Linked DNA regions of Homo sapiens: region 1 is linked to region 2. A link is a loop called in an ENCODE intact Hi-C map of the cell type or tissue named here. Cell type or tissue: GM12878. All regions are shown on one strand.

What was found. Peaks named below come from ENCODE experiments on the same cell type or tissue, not always from the same donor. Only the 100,000 strongest peaks of a DNase experiment are listed, where the experiment ranks them.
Region 1: it touches region 2 in a loop (4-fold over the local background); 12 of 110 quality-filtered maps call a loop at or near these places.

The regions. Positions count from the first base shown.
Region 1 is chr1:74,687,621-74,692,620 of GRCh38, reverse strand. No RefSeq gene overlaps it. Among named protein-coding and RNA genes, the nearest start is that of ERICH3, 16 kb to the right of the region's middle. In GM12878, a CTCF peak has its summit at 2,618 (motif pointing right); a DNase peak (open chromatin) is centred at 2,630.
Region 2 is chr1:74,515,730-74,520,729 of GRCh38, reverse strand. The region is part of intron 25 of FPGT-TNNI3K (FPGT-TNNI3K readthrough); the gene reads right to left. The region is part of intron 23 of TNNI3K (TNNI3 interacting kinase); the gene reads right to left. It also overlaps a transcript of LRRC53 not described here. Among named protein-coding and RNA genes, the nearest start is that of LRRC53, 5.6 kb to the right of the region's middle. In GM12878, no CTCF peak of the experiment used is centred here; a DNase peak (open chromatin) is centred at 2,949.

The sequences.
Region 1 (5,000 bases), 170 kb before region 2:
TGTAAAACCAATAGTGAAATTTGTATGGCTATATGAAATAAAGTTTAATTTTAAACCATCTTTCCAATGATGATTACCTACATTGAAAAATTCAAATATACTTAAAATAGTTTTCTTTCATTTTTTAACATCACAAGATAAACTAGTTTATCTCATATTTTCATCCACTTGGCTACATGTAAAGCATGTCCAAACTTGTAGGAGGCTGAATTATAGACAATTACCCCTTGCAGGTTTGATATAGGACACTTGTACATTGGCAATACTGCTTATTTACATGACCCTCATGGAAGCTCATTATTTTGTAGATCAGGATGTGGTAATCATTCCAATGAAGAAATCAATATTACGTAGCCAAATCTGGTTCTTATAAGAAATTTTATTTTTATCATTTTATTTTTTCAATTCTTAAAATTTATTCAGATTGATATAAAATTCCAAAATATGAATAAATGCCACCAGATGGCATTTAAATTAGCCTCTGAAATACATGTTGCAGATTTTAAGCAGATGATTAAAAAATAGACTTTATAATAAACATAATTTTTATTTTCTGATCAAATATTTTTGTAGATAGAAATAATTCAGCTTCCTTGCTTATTGTAGGATATGTTTTCCCAGGTGATAGTTCTAATTACATTAGCTGGCAACATTAATTCACTCTATGTTTGAATTTTTATTCCTTTGTACCTCTTTTTAATATATTCAACACACACTTTGTTTTTTAAAAGAACACTGTAATAATTATTCCTGTGGAACCATGTAATGTATTGAGTGAAATGATTTTAAAATATATATGTCTTTGTACATAGTACCCATACAAGTGAATATATATGTAATATTTATAATTATTATATTATAACTTTGGTTAATTCAAGTTTCTTCTTTATTTTTATTTATTTTTTTCTTTGTTTCTGTAAATTATATTTTAACATACTTGACTAAGTGGTATTATAATTAAATACTCTGTTCTCACTATTCAGCTGTCACAGGTAAAATATGTCTAATACATAAGAAAATTTTCATTGTTTGTTTCTAGAATACTTCCTCGCACTTCATGGGTTAAAACAGATGTATACACACACTCATACACATGTGCACACACATACACACAGGAGTATGTATATATTGTATACATATATGTGATATATATACTTTAAATATATACACTTTAATGAATGGGACTATCTGTTCCTGGAAGCTGAGGGATTTATATTATTTTTAATACTTTTATCTTAGTTCATACATACAAACACTCAGTAAATATTTGTTAAATAAATGAATATAAGTGCATGCCCTTGTCTGATTCTCAATGGGAAAATGTATTCTTTTGAGTTACTTTGACAGAGAGGGAAATCATGGCCTATTTTTCACTATATTTAATTTCTCAATTTATAACTATAGCTATTGGTTTAAGAATTTTAGGATGGGTACAGTGGCTCATGCCTGTAATCATAGCACTTTGGGCGGCTGAAGCAGAAGGATCGCTTGAGCTCAGGTGTTCAAGGCTGCCAAGAGCCACGATAGCACCCCTGTACTCCAGTCTGGGTGACAGAGCAAGACTCTGTCTCTAAGTAAGTAAGTAAATAAATAAATATTTTAAACCTTCCTTTGAAAAAACATTTATTACGGTCATCCAGATTTCTCAAGGACCTTGAGTGTGTTTTTCATTGGAGCACTTAAGCACTGTTGACACAAATTGGTGTCTCTGAGTCCTTGTCTCCAAATTGCACTTATTAAGCACTGCCTTCAGGTGAGATCAATATTTTTTGAAAGTCTCCAAATTTACTTTATAAAATTATGTGCTTGTATTTGCTGAGCAATTATGCGCTCATAAGATGTGAAATATTTTAACTCTTTCCTAAGACCACACACAAAGAAAGCTATCTACACTAAAAGGCCAGACTCTCTTTTTTTTTATTTTTAAGAAAAATAAATGCTCCTTTTGTTTGTAACCATATAGACATAAAGGATCTTTTCAAAATCCTTCTTCTTTCTCAGAGTCCACACCCAAAACATGCTTTAATTTTGGCTGATGTTCTTTCCTAAGAAAATTTTCTACTTGCTACATCTCCACATTCCCTGCCCTGACTGAGGCTCTGACCTCTCCCGAGCTTTCTCAGCAGCTTCCTGTTTACCTTCCTGACCCTAACTAGTCTCTCTCCCTTCTTTCATATTGCTGTCAGGGTGATTTTTCTAAGGTGAAAATCTGATCCCTTCACTGTTACGCTTACATTCTCCAGTGGGTCCCTGGAGCCTCCTCCTTCAATATTTCAGCATTCCCTTCTCTGTGACACTGTCCCTGATTCGTGAAAGGTCATCTCTGTGGGCCCTGTGTTATCTTAGGTGTACCCAACCCAACCTGACAACCTTGACTATAAAAAATAATCTCTCTATATTTAGGTGTGTAGATAGAGATATTTCTTCCCAGAAGTCTGTGAGATTCTTGAGTGTAAGGATCAGACCTCCCCCTATCAGTCCCAGTGCCTGTCACAGCACCTGAAACATACCAGGTATTCACAAAAGATAGATTTGTAGGAATAAAATCTATCCAAGCGATCCATTGTTTCCATTTGCTTTTGCTGTTGTTGACACAATGCACTTTATTTCTTACCAGCAGGTGTCGCAATAGCTCCATGTTTTCAGCATGATTTTTGGCTTTTCTGCTTTGCTGTAACATATTAATTGGGCTGTTATGGGAAGGAGATGATAATTTAGGCACTGTTTACAGAATAAAGCTGATTTAACCTTCAGTTTCTCTGTGAACATTTTTTTTTCCAAACATAGTGTTCCAACTGAAATTGCCAAAGTAAAAGGAAGACTTCAAATTTAAAAAACGATTAGAGTGAAATAAAAATTCAAGCTAGGGCATCAAGTTAAAAACACAGGAAAAATGTGAAGCACAAAATCAACACCTCAGAATGGTAATGGCAAAATGACAGCTATAGCCACACAACTGTTTCTTTCCATCTCACAAGCGAAAAGCAAATTGTGTTTGGTATTTTAGCAGGAGAGCTCAAAGGAAAAACATGGTCCAGAGTGAAATGTGCCTTGTTTTTAGGGTTCTTTCGCTTTGAAGAGCTCGAGATACTGACAAAAAACTTTAAATCATGGACCCATGAACATTAGAAATGTAACAGTTTTACAAGCTGAGAACCAGGGAAAATGAAGAAACAAACAGAAAAAGAAACACCAGGAGATGATAAATCATCTCTAAAAGTATGAAAACATATAGTGAAGAAAATTATTTAAATAAGATATGCAGTGGTCAGGTACACATTACTGAATACTTGCAGCTGAGGGTAGTAAAGGGACAAGAAAGTCTTGGAATCAGACGATCCAGGTGATGGATTCTAAAATTACTAGTCGTGTAACCTAGGACTATATAGACCCTGGCATCTCAAATCATCTGTAATTCCAAACATAAAATAAAGCCCATTTACAAAGGGTATTGTGAGGGTCAAATATGATAAATCATGTAAACATGCTTCATGTTCTTTAAAATGCTATATTTGCATAAAGCAGTATTAGAGAAGGATGAAGGCAACACTTATTGAACATCTGTGATGTGGAGTGCTGGATACTTTACATAAAATCACATGCAATTATTTTCCAGTAGAGAAGATTCTCTCCAAAGTTTCCTAGTCCACAAGCTGCAATCACAGCTCCCTCCTCCTCACATCTCCTTTCTGTCATGGCCCTGTCACCATATTCCAATGAATACCTCTGAAATATGTAAATGATAGATATTACTGCCAGCCTAAACATTGAAGGAACTCAATGAGGGGTGAGCTTTACTAGAACTAGTAATTTTCAGCTTCCAGAGGCCTTGTGGTAGGGTTGAGTTAGAATTAGTGCTTCTAAAGAAGCTCTGGATATATTTGCCAACAAATTCTGAGTGGAAACTTTCTTTTGAAGATGTAAAGGAATTTATCATCAGACCAAGATCACATGTACCTTTTTAGACCTTTTTATGTGGATAGAAGAGACTTTTTAAAAAAAATTCAAAGGTTTCTTCTATTGCAGGTTAAAACTAGTTTTGGAAGATGACACTTTGAGACAATAGGAATAGCCTTACCCCAGATGATCTCTCAATGAATTTTTCTTAATAAATTAAGATTAAGCCATATACCAAGCAATACAGCAATCTATATTTCTAAGGTTATTAATTTCATTATATGCACACAAGTGTAAATTGTTTAGTGATTTGTAATTTCCATTCCAGAAATAATCAGACTTGGAGAGGCAAAACATATCATCTTATATGTATATACTTTTGGGTGCATTCGAGTCAATAGTGTTATTCTAGTGAACATCACATGGGCTGGGTAAGAAAAAAAGAAGCAAAAAAAAAGTGAAAGAGAGAAAGGAAACTCTAAGATTTTGTTCAGTTTAAGGTACAGAAAGTGAATCTTACAGCAGTGAATGCGCTTAATTCCATGCTAACTTTCTCTCCTTTTATTCACCTTTGATTTTAGATAAATTATGCTTCAGATATTTGCTGTTAAAAGAACCCAAATAGTGCCAGAAATTAAACTGTTCATCCTAAAATATTTGCAGAGGTTTGAATCATTATCACACAAATACTGTTAGGACATTAGCAATCTATGCAATAGATTATAATATCCATAGATTTTCTTGTGCAGTTCTGCAAAACTTCATTATTTCCATGACTGTTGAACTGGAACTATTTCCAGTTACTAAGAAGGCAGGTCGAATATTATGTCAATTGCTGATTAGTAGTTCTATTTCTTGACAATGTTACCAGTGCTGCCATTTGATGTTTTGCACTGAGTGGAATTAATGTTATTCAGGGAGGTAATGATAATGAACCAAATTTCATATCTACAAAGAAGCCTGGACAGCGGGGCAGTCTTGCACTTTGGTCTTTATCTGAAATCAGATGCCTTATCACCACAAATCCTGTCTGTCAAGCTCCCCCAAATAAGGTGGATTTATTAATACGAGTTGTTACTCTTTGTTCCAATAATGAGCTCCAC
Region 2 (5,000 bases):
CACATAGTATGCCCCAGGCCTCCCTTCCTTCTCTTTTGTTCTCAGTGTCTTAAAAATGGAAGCAGACCATACAGTTAATATTTAAAGAAGGATTGATTTTTCCCATTTTTTTTTTGAAGTTGTGAGACAAAAATTTTGGTGTTTTGCCAAAAATTTTGGAAAGGGAGGAAGGAAAAGGTCAAAAGAGACAAGCAAGGACTGAGGGAAAAAGAGCCAGAGGCAGAAGAGGTAACAGGGAAACAGATGGATGGATGGGCCTCAGAAATGAGAAGGTCGATTTCTCCATCCAAGGAGAAGAGAGGAGAATCCATGGAGTCACAGAGAGACTGGAGGGGCTGAGGAAGAAAGGTGGTGGAACTCACGCGAAGTAGTCTCAAATTCTTCAGAAAAGTCGGAAGCGAGGTCACTTCAATTCTGTACGTGTATTTAAATGCCATATCTTAAAATTTCACACTCAAGATTCCAGTTGAGTCAATTTTTTGAAAAACTGAATTATCATTTATAATCAAGGTATATGAGGATGCACATGCATAAGAATGACACTATGGACTTTGTGGAATCGGGGAAAGGGTGGAAAGGGGGTATGGGATAAAAGACTACAAATTGGGTTCAGCATATACTGCTCAGGTGATGGGTGCTCCAAAATCTCACAAATCACCATTAAAGAACTTACTCATGCAACCAAATACCACCTGTTCCCCAAAAACTTATGGAAATAAAAAATTAAATACATAAATGAGCTTGGGCAAGATCCCACAGAGAAAATGGCAGTATCCAAAGGAGAAATAGCTGTAAGAACATGCTGTCCAGTCAGGGCATCCAGAGCAGAGAAGGTGGATCTGTGCTCCCACAGATAGGACACCCACACTGCCACAGGGACCCTGTGGACTATTCAATCTTCCCTTCACCTCTGAATGACACACATTATAAACTTAAAGCTTTGGCTTGACTATAACATATCTTCATTATAGGTACTTGTCCTCACATTAGAAAAATTTCATGTATAAAATGTAATTTTCTTTTAAAGATATATTCTGTGGGGTTATTTTGTAAGACTATTTACTTTATAAAAAAGATTCTTAGAAGTTTTTATCTCTATTCTGGCTTTCTTATGATTTTAGTTTAAAAATCAATTCAAAAATTACACTTTTAAAGTAAGGCAATCATTAAAAAGTCAGGAAACAACAGGTGCTGGAGAGGATGCGGAGAAATAGGAACACTTTTACACTGTTGGTGGGACTGTAAACTAGTTCAACCATTGTGGAAGTCAGTGTGGCGATTCCTCAGGGATCTAGAACTAGAAATACCATTTGACCCAGCCATCCCATTACTGGGTATATACCCAAATGAGTATAAATCATGCTGCTATAAAGACACATGCACACGTATGTTTATTGCGGCACTATTCACAATAGCAAAGACTTAGAACCAACCCAAATGTCCAACAATGATAGACTGGATTAAGAAAATGTGGCACATATACACCATGGAATACTATGCAGCCATAAAATATGATGAGTTCATATCCTTTGTAGGGACATGGATGAAATTGGAAACCATCATTCTCAGTAAACTATCACAAGAACAAAAAACCAAACACCGCATATTCTCACTCATAGGTGGGAATTGAACAATGAGATCACATGGACACAGGAAGGGGAATATCACACTCTGGGGACTGTGGTGGGGTCGGGGGAGGGGGAAGGGATAGCATTGGGAGATATACCTAATGCTAGATGACACATTAGTGGGTGCAGCGCACCAGCATGGCACATGTATACATATGTAACTAACCTGCACAATGTGCACATGTACCCTAAAACTTAGAGTATAATAAAAAAAAAAAAAAAAAAAAGGGGAAAAAAAATAAAATAAAATAAAAAATAAAGTAAGGTAATTTGTTTTAAATTGAAGACTAAATACTCCTTAAATAATCCATATTTGTAAATGTTGTTTTAAAAACACACCCTTTACTTATGGAAATAAATTATATAAAAGCAAAATATGTGTTCAAAACACTAATATAATAATTTTGAGCTTAAAAAACAGATATTGTTTTGAAAACACTATTAGCGATGCATTATGAAGCCTCTGCACTGACAGTGTGCTCCCCAGGCAGGCATCAGGTGAAACACGGGAACCATAAGCTTCGTCACGATTAGTAGAATCCACTGAGATCTGTAAGCAGTGGGAACCATAGAGCCACCCTAAAAAGAAGGCATATTGAGGTGGGAGAATCAGAGATCCTTGAGGTAAGAAAAGCATCTCAGAAGCAACCAAGAGTCTATAACTGCCCTTTAGATACATTGGTCCCTTTAGGTAAAGAAGAAGAACGAAAATGCTGTGGAAATCTCATAAATAAAAACAATGAAAGGAGTGAACAGTAAGAGGCTATGTGGAAATAGGAGATGAAAATAAATATAAAAGAAGAACTCCTTTCAATTTCTGTTAATGACCTAATGATTCTTCTAGCCATCCAGACTGAAAAGCAGACTGTCACATCTGACAACTCTTTTTTCCTCCATTGATCAGCAAACCCTCTCCATCTACTCCACTGGGCCAATATTTCTCAACATCTATTATCATTTCTTTGCTTCTTCTTGACTTACCTGGGAACCTCCTGGTCCACCATCTGTCCTCTAGTAACCTGCACACGGCTGCCCTATTAATCTCCTAAAAGTGCTATTCTGGCGAGGTCATCGCTTGCTCAAAAACTTTGAATGACTTCCCACCGTATGCTGACCACAGTCAAAGATTGTTACTTTAAGTACTAGCTAGAGCAGTGGTTCTCAAAGTGTGATGCCTGGGACATCAGCCTCCCCTGGGAACTGGTTAGAAATTCAAATGTTTCACTCTACATCAGACCTGCTGAATCAGAAACTCTGGTAGTGGGCCCAGCAGTTTTTGCCTTAAAAAATCTTCCAGGTGATTCTGGTGCATTTTCAATTTTGAGAGCCACTGGCTTTGTGATTGAGACGATGAACTAAGATGTCTTAGTTTCAAATCCTTTTTCGGTTTACCAGTCGTACTCTTTACACAAGACACTTTCTAAGCCTCAGCTTCCTCATCAATGAAATAGAACCTAATTGAGGTTGCCACTGTGAGTTGGACATAGCAGATTATACATAATGCTTAGCACACAGCCCCCACATGTGGAGTTCTCCATAAATACCATTATTACTAACAATTATTATTAAAGGCTACTCCTGCTCTGATTCTAAATGCTTTCTACATGCTGGCTCAGTTGACCCATTTACCATTTCCTGTCCAGCCTGGTACCACCAGCACAGTACCTTGCTCAAGTAAGTGTTTGAAGGTTTGACATATGAATCAGTGAGGAGCTAATGCCAGAAAATTTTTGATACTAATTAAGTTCCTTAGGGAAGAAGAAGCTTAGTTTGAAATTGGATGGAGTGAAAATTCTAATGAACGTTAATGAGGCATTGATTTACTATCTGACCTGACAGAATATAATAAACCAGTTGTCTTTTGTCCCCATCTGTAAAATTGGATTAATGTTATTAACCTTTTTTTTTAAAGAGTTACCCCTACAAGATATGTTGCATATAGAAAGTGCCCACAGGTGTTGAGAATGATTTGTGTAATACATAATAATGAACAGCATCTACCAAAATAGGGGTGGGGGAAAAGCTGAATTAAATAATCCCCATCAACAGAGCTGGGGACAAGAATGTTTCTGTTTTTATTTTTTTGAATTGCTATCAGTGTTTTCTCATAATGATGCTCATGGGAGCATGACTGTAAATATTTCTTTTAGACTTCTGTAGAGAGGTTGCTGGAGAAAATACTGTCTATCATGTAGTTAACAATTGTTGATATCATTTTTGTGAACTGGCAATAAGGGCATTTCATCTATGTAGAATATTCCAACACTGAAAAATCCCAGAAGTAAGCTGCCTTAACTTGTTATAATAAGGGTTGGGGAAATGTGGCTATATGAGGGCACATTCATTATTACTACTGGAGAAATAATGCTGGAATTAGTGATGGGGAATATACAAGCCATCCTCAACCAAGCTGTGGAAATGTCCTTCTTTTTAAACGTGGCTGACCATGCCACTTACTGTTGAGGTCCCATGGCCCATAGTAGCAAGGTCCCACGGTCCAGGTCTCAAGCAGCAGGCCTGGGTCTATTTCTCCAGCCTCATCCTCTATTGCTCCCTGCCTCATATAGGCAGGCTCTACACACAATGAACTTCTTTCTCACAGTTTTTCTCACATACTAAGCCCCACAGTAAAAGGACTTCATCTCTTTACTGTGACACCTCATGCCTTGTATTGTACGGATTTGATATTGCCTTCCTGACTCAACTATTCTCATCTTAAGTCAGAAACCATGTCTTATTTTTCCTTTATTTTCATCATTTAGCAACATATCTAGAAATTATGAATCCCTTCCCCATCCAAGTAAATAGTGATTGAGCAGATGAGTGAACAAACAAATGGATAGCAACATTCATTGAGTAGTCTTCAACATTAGTCAAAATTTTTTTTCCTGGCTAATGGGAAATTTCAGAACAGAAATAAATGACCATATTTTTAAAAATTTTGAAATACCAGAGTTATTATCAATAAGAACAGGGATGATTTGCACTTCAGACCTACATTCTCAGCCTAGTTCCAACTCAAAGATCCACAGAAGATGGCTTCACCAGTAAGTTGATTGTCCTTTCCTTCCCCTCTAGTGAGGCTCCTAAAGACATCAGTACTACTCTCTCCATTTACATTTTCTGCAAAGGCAAGTCCCTTCTTCTCAACTGAGTCAGACATCAGAACCTTGAAGGCAGCCAGGAGGTAAACTGGCACTATGGGGCATTAGGTTGGCAGGTGTAAGTATAGTCCTTTTAATAACTAATGATCTCCAGTCTAAAGAAATAGCCAATTTAGGAAGACTAGGCTTCTGAAGAGAAAAACCTCAGATTTCCCTTAGCTTTTATCATACTTATTTTTTGACCTACTTGAATGTCATTGCCAGATTC